Linked DNA regions of Homo sapiens: region 2 is linked to region 1. Evidence: read pairs that join two places in POLR2A ChIA-PET (ENCODE). Cell type or tissue: Panc1. All regions are shown on one strand.

Region 1 (2,500 bases):
TCAAAGCAATTACAATCTCTGAGGACTATATTAGAGCAGAAAGCAATATTGGCATTTCCCTGAGGCAGGACGGTAAAAGTATACTGTTACCACTTCCAGATAAAGGCAGGTGGCTGCTGGTATTCCTTACAAGTTGGTATGGAACAAAAGGCATCTGCCAGGTCAGCTGCTTACCAAGTGCCAGGAGCTGTGTTTACTTGTTCCAGTATGATGCTACAGCTCGAAGAACAGCTGCAGTCGAAATCATTGCATGAGTAATTTTAGAATCACTCATATGCATTCTCCAAGATAGATCAGACTTCTGCAAATTTCAAACTGCTGAATTAGATCAGGGTGTGATAGGTGCTTCTTTGAAGTCTCCTAGGGTGGTATGAATCTCTGTAGTTCCCTGTGTGGTGCAGCACTGCTTCTGACTTATTATCTTGGTAGGCAGGGAAAGGTCCAGGGCCTTCCACATAGTGCTTCCTGCCATAATGACCCACATCTCTTTGATTATAGAGCCAATGCAGGATTCTGCCAGTTTCCACATATGTCTATTTCAATCATATATTGAGCCACTAGAGATATAATGAACACATGTGTCTGTGGAGAAATTGGGCCCAGTGTGAGTTGGACTTGAGGCAAGACTTCATTTGTCACCTGACTACAGAAAGCCCCCACTTTGACTGGGAAAGCCACAGAAACACTGTCCTCAAGATTGGTGTCAATTCAGAACTAGTGTCTAGTGACTTCTGTGTTCACAATTTCTTATAAGTGTTCCTGGATATAAGTTTTAGCTAGGTTCTCAGAGGTAGAAAATGTCTTATGAAAATGTGATTGTACTTAGAGGCTGATAAAGACTTTTGAGAGAAAAGAAGAAGACTGCTGATATGGTTTCTTTCTCCTGATTGGACCCTACCTAATACAAGGACATACAGTTTATGTCATAAAAATATGCTAGGAATAGCTTAGAAGAAGGTGCAAATTACTCCACCCAGGGAAGGCCAGATGGGAGTAATGGGAGTAGGGGAAGGGAGAGTTGGGGAAAGATTAGAGGACTCTACTGGGGGAACCATTGGTCACTAGCTCCAAGTCAGGCCAATGGTTACAGACTAACCTGAGTTTCTCAGGCTGAGAAGTTGGGTTGACTGTTCTTCCCAGCACCTTCTGGTAAGGCCTTCTGTGGAAGACATGCTCTAAGGTGGCCTCATGGTCCCCACTCCCCAGTGGTCATACCCATATGAAATCCCTTTGGGTGGACAAGGCTTATGAATTGCTTCTAACCAACAGCATATGGCAAAGGTGATGGCATGTATGTGATATGTGCTTGTGATTACCTTGCATTAGTTCTAGTAGCTACCTTGCTGGAGTCTGTCTCTCCCTTGCAGTCATTTGGAGAATTTCATGTGTCAAGACACTGTGGGTGACCTCTAGAAGCTGAGATTGATCTCTGACCACAGCTTGCAAGAAACTGAAGTCCTCAGTCTATAATCACAAGGAATTGAATTCTGCCAACAACCTGACGAAGCTTGAGAGTAGATCCTTCCCCAATTGAGTCTCAGATGAGACCACAGCCCCAACACCTTGATTGTAGCCCGCAAGAGGCTACCAACACAGCCCCTGACTAAGCCAACAACCCAGCTAAACTGTACTCAGGCTCCTGACCCACAGAAACTGTGAGCTAATAAATGTGTATTGTTTTAAGCCACCATGTTTGTGGTAATAACGTTACACACCAATAGATACTTAACACACCCTTCCATCAAAGCTGCTTACGTATAATCCATTAGTCACAATGTCTGCTCATGCCCCCAGGGGCCCAACCCAAATTGACTGTGTGGATGCCTGCTCTTATTGCAAAGAACCAAGACTTCTGTAGGACCCCCTCCTCCATCAGTCATAGGTGAGGTCGTTGGTACCCACTGAGGCTATGGTTGGGAAAGCCTCCAGCTTCAGCATTTGGGTGGGACTTTGGTGAGACTGACAGCACTGAGGCCCAGGGGTATTACAGGTATATCTAGCAAACATGGGCCCAAGCAAACACTAGTGTGGGTCACCTCTAACATGCAATACAAATATTCCCTTCCTTTTCTCTGTGAGCAGAGAAATTGGCATGGCTAAGCTATGGCTTGGTTCTTTATAAAAGTGAGAATAGTCTGGCATGGTGGCTCAGGCCTGTAATCCCAACACTTTGGGAGTCCAAGGTGGGTGGATCACGAGGTCAGGAGTTCAAGACCAGCCTGGTCAACATGGTGAAACCCCATCTCTACTAAAAAATATAAAAATTAGCCAGGCTTGGTGGTATACACCTGTAATCCCAGCTACTCAGGAGGCTGAGGCAGGAGAATCGCTTGAACCTGGGAAGCAGAGGTTGCAGTGAGCCGAGATTGCACCACTGCACTCCAGCCTAGGCGACAGAGTGAGACTCCATCTCAAAACAAAAAGAAAAAGTGAGAACAATATACAAGCTCATTGAAGAAAACAGGCTAGCACCTTACTGCCTTAGGAAATGCAGTTTCCA
Region 2 (2,500 bases), 60 kb after region 1:
TAAATAAAACAGAACATTGAATTGTCATTATAAGCAATGAGGAGAAAACCAATGAGGCAAGAAGGATGGGAATGCGAGGGCCTGAGATTCTAGGTAGGGTATAAGGAAGGCCACACTGAGAAGGAGACACGAGGAAAGACCTGAAGGAGGCGAGGGCATGGTGGGAAGGGAGCAGTAGCATTCCAGGAAGAGGACAGGGCAAGGGCTCTGAGGAGAGAGTGGAGTGTCTGAGGACCAAGAGGTGGCCAGTGTGGCTGAAGCAGTGAGTGAGTGGGGAGGAAGAACTGAGGGAGACAGGTTCCCATGTAGGACAGGTAGACCTAGCTGGCCCCACGACTCAAGCATCATGCCCTCACCCAAGCCTTAGCAGGATCCCCTGGCTGCTGTGACAGGCAGGTGGTGGAGGTGTCAGGCCAGGGGTGGGGGACCTGCTAGGAGGCCGCCAGGTTTCCATGCCTCCTCCAAAAATATCACCCAGACTTGCTTCGCCACCTTCTTTGAGAGCTTCCCAGAGCTCAGGGAATGCTGTCAGCATTGCACTAGAGTTTTGGAGGATGCTGAGGGCCTCCTCTGATATCTTTTACTGTCAAGATGGAAGTGTCTGGGCTGAGGGTAATGGAGAATCTAGGCAGTCCGGGGTGCCACTGTTGGAGGGGGTGGGAGGCAGCTGGCACCCAGCCCTCAGGGCTCTGCTGGGCAGCCCTGCTCCCAGCCAGATCCTGATCTTTCTTGCTGGTAACTTAGGTGAGGAAGTGACAACCAGCTTCAGGGTGACACGGCTCTGAGGAATCGTGACTATGTTGGCTCTGTTCATTGATTCAGCAAACTAGGCCTTGGAGATGCGGCAGGGAACCTCATAAACAAGGTTCTCTCCTTGTGACACTTAGTGTTCTTGGAGTGACCACCATCCCCAGACTGAAAAATCTCCTAACACTGTGGAAGGATGAGTTGGCACCAACAAGCAGGCTTCTAATGGCAGTAGTGCTTAACCCCTCTGAATAAAATCAGATAATTGTGCTGGTGCTTAGAATGAAGGAGATGCTTTTCAGTCCTACTTTGTCAAACGACTTCTGGGGTATTGTGTCCATGTGGGCCAGCACTTTGACAGGGCCCTTGACCAACTGGAAGGTATCCAGGGAGCAGGCTGGGTGACAAGGGCTAGAAGCCATGACTTAGGTTGGGTGGCAAATCCATGGGAGTATAGTTGACTGCTTAAGAGGCAAGAGAGGGTATCAGCTGCATTCCAGTACCACAGAGGCATGGGACCTGTTCTAGATGGTTCTGGAGGCCCATGCTAGGCCCGTGGGGAGGGCTCGAAAATGCAGACCTGGGCCCTGCAAGAGGAACACCTTCCTGCCCTTTGGAACAGGTTGCTCTTTAAGCAAACATGGTGTCGAGATTTCTGCACTGGGGGAGGTTAGGTTCTGGACAACCTCCTAGGTCCCTTCTACCCTTTGATTCTGTGAGTCATTGTCATGAAGTCAGTGAGGGCAATGACACAGGCAGGGGCAGGGGCAGGGGGCAGGAGGAAAAGAGGACACCAGCATCGATCAACCAACACTTGAAAATTAAAAGAAGGCAGCCCTTCTCAGCATGACTTCAGCAGGATCCTCCAGCAGTGATGTCATTCCTTTGTCCAGGCTTTCCAGGGTGCTGGGGAGCAGGGAGGAGGCAAGAGGGTGCAGGGTGGGCACAGACTCACATCCTTCACTCAGGCTTAGATTCCTGTGGCTTCTGAACTGGATGCTGATGGCTTCCTTGCGTTCCTAGTAATATTCATGACCGTGGTACTCTACATGTCTGTGGTACCATACACGATTGGTAATATACGTGACTGTGGTAATATACAAGGGGACTTCAAAAAGGTGGTGGAAAATGGAATTAAAGGATGAAAATAAAAAATATAGGCCAGGCACAGTGGCTCACTCCTGTATTCCCAGCACTGTGGGAGGCCGAGGCGGGCAGATCACTTGACGTCAGGAGTTCGAGACCAGCCTGTCCAACGGGATGAGACCCCATCTCTACTAAAAATACAAAAATTATCTGGCATGGTGGTGCATGCCTGGGATCCCAGCTACTCGGGAGACTGAGGCAGGAGAATCACTTGAACCTGGGAGGTGGAGTTTGCAGTGAGTGGAGATCGCACCACTGCACTTCAGCCTGGGCAACAGAGCAAGACTGCGTCTTTCTCCCTCTCTCCATATATACACACACACACACATACACACACACACATATACACAAATATATATATTTTATTTCTCAACATAAACTTCATCAAGTTACAAGACACTTTTGTAAGCGATGATACCAGCCATCTAGTCCATCCCTAAATAACTGAGGGTCCTGAGAGTTCAGCCATGTCAATACAGTCTTTTTTTTTACATCATTAGCTGAAGAGAAATGGATGCCCTTTGTCTTAGTCCTTTCTCACATTGCTATAGAGAAATATTAGAGACTGAGTAATTTATAAAGGAAAGAAGTTTAATTGACTCACAGT

Evidence for each region. Peaks named below come from ENCODE experiments on the same cell type or tissue, not always from the same donor. Only the 100,000 strongest peaks of a DNase experiment are listed, where the experiment ranks them.
Region 2: POLR2A ChIA-PET joins it to region 1 with 5 read pairs; 10 of 35 experiments call an interaction of 5 or more read pairs at or near these places.

What each region holds. Positions count from the first base shown.
Region 1 is chr1:12,667,446-12,669,945 of GRCh38, reverse strand. No RefSeq gene overlaps it. Among named protein-coding and RNA genes, the nearest start is that of AADACL4, 25 kb to the right of the region's middle. In Panc1, no CTCF peak of the experiment used is centred here; no DNase peak of the experiment used is centred here.
Region 2 is chr1:12,607,583-12,610,082 of GRCh38, reverse strand. All of the region lies in intron 1 of DHRS3 (dehydrogenase/reductase 3), which reads left to right. Among named protein-coding and RNA genes, the nearest start is that of DHRS3, 9.4 kb to the left of the region's middle. In Panc1, no CTCF peak of the experiment used is centred here; no DNase peak of the experiment used is centred here; H3K27ac peaks cover 2,312 bases.